Linked DNA regions of Homo sapiens: region 2 is linked to region 1. A link is a loop called in an ENCODE intact Hi-C map of the cell type or tissue named here. Cell type or tissue: GM12878. All regions are shown on one strand. Links, peaks and the distances in the headings refer to the core of each region. The heading gives the core; the rest is flanking DNA.

Region 1 (8,703 bases), core at 2,394-4,893:
TTATATTAATAAATTACAAACCCTCTAATACACCTTGTAGCTATGATAGAGAGATTGATGTAGTGTTTGACACACCATACATTAGTAAAACTTACAGTATCAATCAGGGCAATGTGTCTCTTCTTTTCTTTAGATTACAGATTACTAAGAACCCAATATTCCTTTTTCAGAGAAAAGAAGTCCAAGGATTTTCTTTCAATATTGGCCATTAGTCAGCACCCAGATCTGAGAGAGATGTCCAACAGTGTTATTCTTGAGCTTATTTATTTTGCATAACTGAAACTTTATTCCAATTGAAGAACTCCCATTTTTCCCTCCTTTTAACTTTTGGTAACCACCATTCTATTTTCTGCTTCTAAGAGTTTCTCATACCTCATATGAGTGGAATCATGTAGTATTTGTCCTTCTGTTGCTGGTTTATTTCACTTAACGGTAATGTCTTGCACATTCATCCATGTCGTGAGAAATAGTAGGATTTCCACAGACATTTTTAAATGATTTTCTCTGTTGACTGACTGTGGGGTGCAGTTTCTTATCTCATTAGCCAGTGCATGGCCTGAGAACCCAGTGCCTGCTCACTTCAAGAAGCAGATAATAATTCTGGAAATCTGACTAAAGCATCTGCCTTATTCCAAATCTCTTCTGAGTCAACAACTAGTTATTTCTGGTAGTTATGTACATGACACACTTGAATTCTTCCCTAAATTCCATGAAATTTGTTGTTGTTGTTGTTGTTGTTTTTTAATGAATGCCCATTCCCTTGACAACAACAACAAGGCCATTGGCTATAAGTGAAAAGTCTTTGAACTGCTTTCATCTCTGTCCAATGTGCAGGTGTGCCCTTGTCTTCTTCCATTAAGCTTTCCCCATCTGCAGGGTGTATTGCCGTTGTTTTCCAAACAAGTGACATAATCCAGAAACTCTCATCAGTGAACCAGACAACTTACTTTGCTTCATGGGGAGCAATTCGCAAGACACAGAACATGCAGCAATTAACCTGGAAAAGTCTGCTGAGGGCTTTATTTGATCGGCTCTATAGTCAGTGAGGCAACCTGCTTGATATGGTTTGACTGTGTCCTCACCTAAATCTCATCTTGAGTTGTAGTTTCTATAGTCCCCACAAGTCATGGGAGGTGCCCAGTGGGAGATACTTGAATCATAGGGGTGGTTACCCCCATGCTGCTGCTCTCATGATAGAGAGTACTCATGAGATATGATGGTTTTATAAGGGGCTTTTCCCTTTTTGCTCAGCACTTCTCTTGCTGCTACCATGTGAAGAAAGACATGTTTGCTTCCCCTTTTGCGATGATTGTAAGTTTCCTGAGGCCTTCTCAGCCATTCTGAACTGTCAGTCAATTAAACCTCTTTCCTTTATAAATTACCCAGTCTCAAATATGTCTTTATTAGCAGTGTGAGAACAGACTAATACACTGCTCCTGTATGCAGTGATTCCCTTCTGTGTACTTGCCCACTTCCCAAAGTATGCTTTTTAACATCCCATTTCTAATTTCTGAGTGAACTTTGGCTGTGCTGTTTGATCCCTATATGAATGTTTCTGACATCATCCAAGACAAAGTTGGTTTCCCTAGCTTTGGAGTTATCTGATGCCCTTCTGTTAGGGCACAGTTTTGATGACCACCACTCAGTAAGAAGCAATCAATTGTCTTTTAAATGGTTTATTAGGAATAGCTATTTTGCCTAACATTTGTTCTCAAAAAATAAGAGGTCTTCACTGAACTCTTTCATTTCTGCAGATAGCTCTAGTCTGTGTATGTTCTGGTTTCGGGTGCATCTAATATTATCTGTGCAGTCAAATCATACAATCCTAATAGACCTTCCTGCATCACCACCCTCCAAAAATCCTTTAGCAATTTCTTCTGCTCAGAGCCTCTACTCAAATTCAGTTATCTTTCTGGTGACTTTGTGAACAGAGGTCAATAGCATTCTTAGATTGAAGAAAACAAAAACAAAAAACTGCAAAAGCCTAAGTAAGCTCTATTTATCTCTAGGTCTCTTACTCATTTGCAGATTCTGTAAGCGATAATTTTTTATGGTTTCAAAAAATGTCTCTAGTTGCTCCAGTCAATGTAATTCCAAGGGCTATGGATATTATCTGAGCTCATCAGCCTGGCTCTATTTGTCATGTGAGTCACCACAGTCCTTAACTCCTCTTTAATTCTTATGAGAGGAGAAGCTTTTATAATATAATCAATTTACTAACTTGCTTTGCATATTTGTTAAGTCCAGGTCCCACTTCATGAAATTATCAATTGTGCAGGCAAATTCAAACATACTTCTGGCAATATAGTAAATGTATACTGAGTCCTATTCTGTGAGAATGCATATTGTACCTGGCTGTTCCTGGAAATTGAGATGGAGAAGAAAGCACTAGGCAAGTTTCTAATGACATAGCCATCCTCCTTGGCTTGTTGTGCATCCTATACAGTGTTTACCACATCAGGTACAGTTGAAGCAATTAGGACAACTACTTGTTGAATGCTTGATAATCTACAGTTAACCTTCAGGGACTGGCCAGACAGCTCTGTTAATGGGGAAGCTAATGGGAACCAATAATCATACCTCAAGTATTCCCTTAATCAGGGCAATAATCTCTTGTACGTTCCTGGAATTCTGTATTGTTTACAATTTATTCTAGGACAACATAGGAAATTCCAAAAGTCACCGTTCAGCATGGCCAGTTAAAACTCCAGGAAGGGTGATTAGGCAATATACTTCCCCAACAAAAACGGAAAAAGGGAACATTCTCTATTAGCACATAATATCTATCCCAATTATGCATTCAGCTAAAGGCCATTAACCAGTGAAAAGTCTCCCCAGTCATATTCTTCACTCCTAAACTTATTCTGATGCTAGTCCCCCCAACATGGCATCTCCAAATCCTGCTAGTTTCAGCTTTGGGTCTTTCATAGCACTGCCTTGATTTATCATAAGTGCTACTGAACATTGAAAACCTCTATCTAGTCATTTTAGAGGCTTTGCCTACCAGTTCCTGGCTTTTTTACCAGGATTTGCTGGATTTTTACCAAATATTTGCAAAAGGCCTATGATTGCTTGTTTGGGGTAGGATAAGAATATCTCAGTCTCTCAGCCAACCTTTTTCAGACTCAATGACTTTATCTATGGAAACACATTCAGGCTGCTGTTTAAGTACTTTCCATTTTGAATCTTGATTCTCATCAGTTGATTTGATTTTTCTAGACTATAATAATTTGAGTGAACTTGCAGTGACACTTTAAGAAGTGGGAGGGAGGATCAGAGCAGCTCCCCACCTTCCAAATGTGGATACTGTTGTTCTAACTTCTTAGTAGAAACAGTAAGATTCTTTCTCTCTCTTTTTACACTGCTTTTTATAAACCATCTAAAGAGCTCCACTAAGTTGAGGGGATTCTTATTTCCTTTTTCTCTTCATGGTCCTTTCTTTTGTGTGCATAGATCTTTTTATCATCATGCAGCCCCCTCTGCATTACCTGAGCTGGCAGGTTCATCATCATCTCCTAAATATTCCCTTGGTTTCCCATTACATAAGGAGAACAGGAGACAGAAGCTCTCCAAAGTAGCACGTGTTTCATTATCTGTGCCAGAAACATTAAATTGATTGCGTCTTTCTGATCATCAAATAGACAGGTTGGTGTTGGTCATTCACACCATGCCTGAAGCATGAAAAGACATATGACACTTGTGAGTCATATGTCTCATATGTCTCACAATGAGTCATGTTGTGAGTCATATTGTGACATCTGTGAGTCATGTGTCTCATGTGTCTCACAATGAGTCACATTGTGAGATAGGAAATTACCTATCTCACAGGGGAGGGGATAGGGAATTTACCCCTCTCAGGAGAGGGTTGCTATGCTTCTACTTTTACCGGTTATATAGATTAATTATTATACCACATGAAAATACCTGCTTACAGAAGTTTTCAGACACTGGGGATTAGCCTTCAACTTACATAGCTCTAAAATTAGTGAAATTTCCTAGACAGGTGAAGAAGCCCTGCAAGTAATGATTTACCTGGCTTCTACTGGTATTTTTATGTAAAACATTTGAAAATTTACACAGAATATCCTTGGGATTTAGTAGTCACCTGATCTTAACCTCCAGTTATTTGTGTATTTTTTGAGTAATCAATGGCCTTGTTTATGCTACTTTGTGAAGAAGTGGGACATCATTCCAAGTAGTCATATAAGTACAAGTATGCCTTCCATGACAGGAAAGAAAAGGCTCACAGCAAAGAATAGTAGAATTTGGAAATTTTTTTTCTTAGGATTGGGTAATTATAAGCAATACATAGATTTTATTGTTCTTTGCTTGAAGGGAACTTATAGGTCTTACTTTATCAGCACCACTAGCACTAGCCAGGGGATAGAAATTGTTCTATCTTCCCCTCTTCCAGCCACCCTTCATCAATCCATTTAGCCATTTCCCTCATATCTAAGTGTACTTCCTCCACATTCCATTGCATCAAAGATTTGCTATCATCAATGTCCTATCATCAATGGGTAGGACTCAACTTGTAATTAGATCTTCACTATATTTTTTATATACTTTTTATTGCTAAAAATGACCCAGCCCATTAAGATTTATGAGATTAAAGCATAGTTCTGCTTGCACTGCCAATCTGTGCTAACACAAAGTCTCAGACTGGCAAAGAAACATGGTTCAAAAGCTTTACCAGTTCTGAAATGTACTAATAATTTCAAGAATACAGGCAACCAAGAGGCTCAGACAGCCCTGGGGGGTTGTCTGCGAGTAGACCAGTTCCCTGGCACTTTCCATGTTTGAGATGTAGTCTCAGGTTCGAATAGAAGATGAGGTCTCCTGGTGGAGTTTTGCTTGGTTGACTCACACAGCAGAGGAATATTTAGTCTATAAAATATTGCCACCTTATACCTCAGTTTAAGGGACATTTTCCAGGGAGCCAAGTATTATAAATCCTTAGGGTCTTAATTTATTAATGTTTTCTACAGGCAATCCTTTACCAGGGACATTCTGTTAAGAACTTTTCATAGATAAGGACTTTTCTAGAAATATGAATAGACTATTTGCCCAGAGCTTCAGTTATCATGTTGACAAGGAGATTATATTGGGTCACTTGCCCTCTTATTTTCTCCCAGGGTCAGAAATGAATAGCCAGTCAGCAGCTTTAACTCCTTCCTGTTCAAAAAAGTGTGCATAAATATAAAATTCATTGAATTTTTAAAAACTGAATATATGCTTGTAACCAGCACACAGATCAAGAAATATCCCTATTCCAGCTGCCCAGAAGCCTCCCCTCATGCTTGTTTCCTGTGACTACTTCCATCCAGGGGCAAGTAATCACCATGATATAATTTTATAATTAAAAATGTGTTATTTGAAATTGTTGATTGGTACCCCTATAAGAATTCATATCTAGATAATCACATATACACATGTGTAGATAGTAATCTCTTAAATTATAGAATGGGGTCTAACTTCTGTCTGTTATGTGAAAATATGAAGCTTTCTAAGCATGTGGCTTTCAAAAGTTTTCTTAGGATTTGGCAAATGTAAATAATGCATAGATCCTGTCGTTCTTTGTTTATATTAATTATTTGAGTACAACATGAATATATTTGTGCTGTAAAAAGATTCAAGCAATAAAAAGTAGTAAAATGTAAAAGCTTTTTCATCACCTTATAACACAATCTTCTCCTGACCCCAGAAGTCACCCCTACTAATAGATATTTTTCTATTAGAGTTTTGCTTTTGACATGAACAACATGTTATAGACCATTATGTGTCAGAATAATTAGACTCTTCCTATTGATTGTAATGGCTTTATTTTATTATAGCACAAAGGTTACCATAAAGTCTCTGAAGTCAGACTATCTGACTTTAAATCTTGACCTTGCTACTTCCCTGCTGATGACCTTGTGCCAGTTACTTGCTTTTTCCCCAGTTTCTTCACCTAAAAATGGGAACAGTGATAATCATAGTATTTTCCCAGAGGATTAAGTGAATTAATAGGGATAAAGTTTATAACAGACCCTGGCAGAGGTCAAGCATTGGATATATTTTGCCATTATTAAGATGTTATCATATTGCACATTTGATTATTAATATTGCTATAATTCACTTAAATTTTTGTCTGTTCATGGCCAATATGTTGTTTCTAAACTTTTCCTATAACAAAGTTACAATGAATATAATGCTTTCATGGCTTTTTACTCATGGATGTATTTATTTCAATAAATTATATTTGTAGAAATGAAAAGGTCAAGTGGAACATAATGCACATTTTGATTTGACTGGCATTCCCAAATTCACTTTCAATAAGTCTTATCATTGTATCCCTAACACTGTATGAAAATATTTGCTTCCCTGCATCTGTTGTCAGCCAACATCAGATATCATTAATCTTTTAAATTTTTGCCAGTGGGATGGATGTGAGGTTTGATTATTAGAAATATGTTCGCTGTGACTGGGAGGGCATGGGAATAACTGCGTCTAAACAAGGTCTTAGACCAAGTCTGAGCATGTGTGTCCTTGGTCTTATAGGCAGAGGTGTAGTGGGTACTATTGGGTTCAGCTGATCCAAAATCAGCTTCCAAGTTTACCTCAAATAACTCCCCTGGGTTGTCTCCTATTTCTGTATATTGTAATTCTGATCTTGGAGCCATCTCTAAAGCCTCCATTTTCATGAAAGTTCTTTCTTAGATGAGTTTTAACCTAGAATTTCCTGCAGTCTTGTTTCTCTTTATTCAACCTTAACAGCCTTTTGTGTTCTGGTCCTTTAAGAGCACTCTTCTTTTGTTTTCCAATGTATCTATAGATTGTTTATTAATAGTCTTCACTATTTTCTTTAGAACTTTTAATTTAGACTTCATAAAAGGTATTGTTGCATTAAAGTGGTTCTCACTTTCGAACAAGTCATTAAAATTGATCATTCTAGTTTGGGACAATATTAATATCTCTTGGATTGTATGGGCAATGAAACTGTAGTATTCTAATACACACATTAGAATTAAAATTAAAAATTAGTCATTTTTACACATTGATTTATACATTTATTAAAATAAGAATGAAAGGATGCCAGAGTAGGATATCCCTAGCAATATGTTTTTCCACTGCATATGTTTATTGTTTTGAAACTATTGCATAGATTGCAGCATGCAAATATCAAACTTTAATGTTTGTACTAAAGAAATTTTTTTCTGTAACAAGCTGTGTGAATATGCTTGTGTATATATTTTTATTTGTAGACATGTTTATTTCACTAGATTATATTTGAAATTTACTATACTATTAAGTAGAATTCCACTGTTAAGGTGATTATTTAACTATAATCTGCTTTCTTTCATAATTTTATCATAGTAAGAAAGCTAGTGAACTTAAATTTGACTACACATGGATATAAAGATGGGGACAATGGACACTGGGGACTACTAGATGGGAAGGGAAGGAAGGGGATAAAGGGTGAAAAACTACCTATTGTGTACTATGCTCACTACCTGGGTGATGGGATCATTCGTACCCCGAACCTCACCATCACACAATATACCCATGCAACAAATCTGCACACGTACCCCTGAACCTAAAATAAAAGTTGAAGTTAAAAAAGAAAAAAATAGTACTTTTGAAATAAAAAGCAAGAAGAAAAATACTTCACTGACACTATAAAATTAAGAGGGAAACCTATAAACAGTTCACTTGAGGTGTAAAAGTATAACAGTCATTTAATTAATGGGCTTATTTCTTTTATGGGCATTCGTTTGATTAAATCTTTTGTTCAGGCATATTTATAATTTTATATTATACTGTCACTCTGGTCTTCTACATTGCCTCATTTACTGTACTTCTTTTGTTTGTGTTGTATCTTCTTTTCAGTTTAGTTGTAGTTGTTAGGGTCCACCCAACTGGACAGTTTCCCCCTCCTATAGACCTAAGCCCCAAAGGCCAAAAGTAAAACCCCCTACCCCAAACCTGCCTGTATCTGTCTGACCAGAGGCCAGCTGTTCCAGGATGGGGTCAAGACGTCTACCTTACACAACAGAACTGGCAAGAAAAACATCTCCAGGAAGTGGTCAGACACCTGGCACAAAGGACCCCCCACCCTTTTCTTTTTCCTTCACCCTGACCCAGTTCTATGCCCTATAAAACCTTGCTATAGCCTGTAAGCCAGGCTCCCTCCTCTGCTTTTGTCAGGTTGTAGCCCGGCAGGACTGACAGTAAATCAGCTTGCATGAACTTGGGTCTACTGGCCTCATTCCTTTCTCGGCTGTCCTTCCAATTATCCCTTACAGTAGTCACTTAATTCCTTTTCTTTTTAACCTTCCTAATTATCCTCATTTTTACATTTAATTTCTGCTTTTGATGCTTTGGTTTAATCTGTTGGCATATGAATACATGTTTAATAATCAATTTTTAAAAATAAAGAGGTTTCATCTTTAGAGTTTGCCAGTTCTCATGGTGTAAATATATCAATCACAGTCAACTTCAAGCAGCAACCATAACATTACTGAATGTGCCTTTGGGCAGAGATGTGCACAATTGGCTCTCACTGTAAGCTCACTCCAGAACACCAGTATTTGTATTCCTCATTACCACGAAAGCTGCGACATGGTCTACTTCATTGTTCCCCAGTTCTTAGAACAGTACCTAGCATGTTGTCAACACAGTCAATATTTGTTAAATCAGTCAATGAATGAATGAACAGAAGAT
Region 2 (2,500 bases), core at 1-2,500, 850 kb before region 1:
TTCCTCTTCTGGCAGATGGAGAGAAGGTGCTGTCTTTAGTGACTGAGTGCGAGTGGGGAACCTTTGATTTTGTAAAAGGCTCATACAAGTTCAGATGAAAAAGAAATCAATCAGGGCAATGTATAAGAAGAAAAAACAACCTGGAGACTATATTTATTTTTAAATAACAATTGAGTTTTAAAAATGTCATTGATTTCTGTATTTTGGCCAGTCACAGGGAATAGAGGGGGAAGTGCAGGGATAACACTGAAAGTAAAAGGAGAGAGAGGAGATGATTTATTCTGAGAAAGAAGCAGAGGAAGTAGAAGAATGCCATCAAGAAAGACAATGAGATTAAAGAAAAATCACTGGGTGAATGGCAAGGGCTAACATCTTACCTCCTCAAAATAGAGCTCTCTATAACTTAATAGGACCAGCTCTCTACATCCAATCCTCAAACCGGTTTCAAGTGGCCTCTACCTGCCTTATCTTTAGTTTCCTAGGGATAGTTTTTTCACCATGATTTTCAAATGATCATAGTGATTCTCTAACGATTTTCCCTTTATTCTTATGTTATCATTACCTCTTTGTGTTGGTTTTAGACTCATCTCTACCAGATGTTCCTCCTATAAGAAACTTGGGCCTTGTCTTATAGTTATGCTAGTCCTTTTCCTAATACCTGATTTTTAAAATTACCAGCATACCATATGATAAATATCTTTAGCTTTCTAAAATTTCTTTTTAAACATACCCTAGTCTTCTAGCAGATTATTTAATATAACTTTCAATTCTATAATTTAAAAAGTATAAAATTCAGTTTATACTTTTTATAGGAGGTGACCTCAAGTCTTTGTTCAGCCACAAGATAAAGCTGGACTAAGGTCCAGCTTTAACAAAGATGCTACCCTGAGCGTCCACACCAAATCCAAGGCTGTCCTCTTGGTAGTCTGCCTGATGACAGAGGAAATTCAGAGTCAGGCAGTGGGACTTTTTTGGAAGACAGCTGGGTCTAGGGGAATTTTTGTAAGCAATGAACCATTCTTTAATTGTGAAACCACTGGATGTGGTTAGTAGTTTATTTTAAAAATACCATATGTTAGTTCATTCCTATATACTGTGACAATCATAGTTTAATCAAAAGTTGCTTGTGACATTTCTGTTAGTGTTCATAAAAGAGTGGCTTGCTTCCTTGAAATCCTGAACTCTGTGCCAAATGCCAGCACATTGACAATTACAGTTTGGCTTTTAGGCAATTGTGCAGCTTTTTGAGTATGTGGTAAGTTTTTATTTATTTTTGTCACTTTCACTAATTTGTCATCTTCTTAAATGGAAAAATATTTTCTCAGCACTTTGTTTGGTAAGTAGGGACTTTTACTCTTTTCTCCATGGTTCCCCGAGAGGAAATAAGCTAATGTAACTGCTTTTCGACTCTTTTTTTTCTGGCCAGAAAGCCAAATGAATGCATGATCTCATTGAGATACGATCTATTTGTATGAACTGTAAGCTTGTAAGCTTGTCATCATCCTTCATGGTCCTGGGGCAGGCGCCTGGCTAGCCACTGTAACAGGATGAGGAAAGAGATACAGCAAGATCCCTGAGACTTCAATTCAGTGCAGTGCAAGTCAATTCATTTCAATTCAGCTCACTTTAATCCAATCTAAGAAATATTTATGGAGTACTTTTTAGGCATAGTCCTGGGCACTGGGGCTATAGAAATGAAAATTTCATGAAAACTGACATTTTGGTGGGGGAAATAACACAAATCAGATAAATTTAAGAGAATGTGGTAATTACTAACTACATCAGTATCAGTATCAGGAAGGATGAGATGCCTCATTCATCCATCCATTTCTTCATCAAAAATATTTATTGAAGGTCTACACCATGTACCAAGTACTGTGCTAGATGTTGGGGTGATGATAGTGAACAAAATTAAAGACTTTCTACCCTTGGGGAGCTTGTAGTCAGTTTGGAGAGACACTAACTAATCAAATACCCATACAAAAAAATGTTAAGTTCTACCTTTGGTATGTACTGTTGGAGTGTGGCCCATGGTGCTGTGAGATTTGATAAAAGGTAGGTTCTGATCAAGGTAGGGAGGTTAGGAAAGGCTTCTCTGAGAAAGTTATGCTTGAGTTGAGATCTGAAGGATGAGAAAAAAAAATTTTGGTGAAGGCTGTAAGTGAAAAAAATACTGCAGGTCACAAGAAGAGCACAAAACAAGGCTCTGGGCCAGGAGAAAGCATGATGAGTACAAGAGTGGTTATCTAAGGCAGGCCATCAACACTGACCAAGTATGTGAGGCCTCATTGAGGAGAGTTCCATCTAAAAAATAATTTCATTATCTTTGACTAATATTTGAGGAAATGGCCAAGGTGGGTGGATCACCCGAGGTCAAAGTTTGAGACCAGCCTGGCCAACTTGGTGAAACCCCATCTCTACTAAAAATATGAAAATTAGCTGGGTGTGGCAGTGTGTGCCTGTAGTCCTAGCTACTCAGGAGGCTGAGGTACGAGAATTG

Evidence for each region. A loop is a pair of places that touch in the nucleus more often than their neighbours do. Peaks named below come from ENCODE experiments on the same cell type or tissue, not always from the same donor. Only the 100,000 strongest peaks of a DNase experiment are listed, where the experiment ranks them.
Region 2: it touches region 1 in a loop (5-fold over the local background); 1 of 110 quality-filtered maps calls a loop at or near these places.

Annotation. Positions count from the first base shown.
Region 1 is chr4:72,108,985-72,117,687 of GRCh38, forward strand. All of the region lies in intron 1 of NPFFR2 (neuropeptide FF receptor 2), which reads left to right. Among named protein-coding and RNA genes, the nearest start is that of NPFFR2, 81 kb to the left of the region's middle. RefSeq lists enhancers at 3,218-4,417, 3,568-3,862, 3,596-3,885. In GM12878, for the core only: no CTCF peak of the experiment used is centred there; a DNase peak (open chromatin) is centred at 3,757; H3K27ac peaks cover 301 bases.
Region 2 is chr4:71,265,210-71,267,709 of GRCh38, forward strand. All of the region lies in intron 3 of SLC4A4 (solute carrier family 4 member 4), which reads left to right. Among named protein-coding and RNA genes, the nearest start is that of SLC4A4, 79 kb to the left of the region's middle. In GM12878, for the core only: no CTCF peak of the experiment used is centred there; DNase peaks (open chromatin) are centred at 1,098 and 1,342.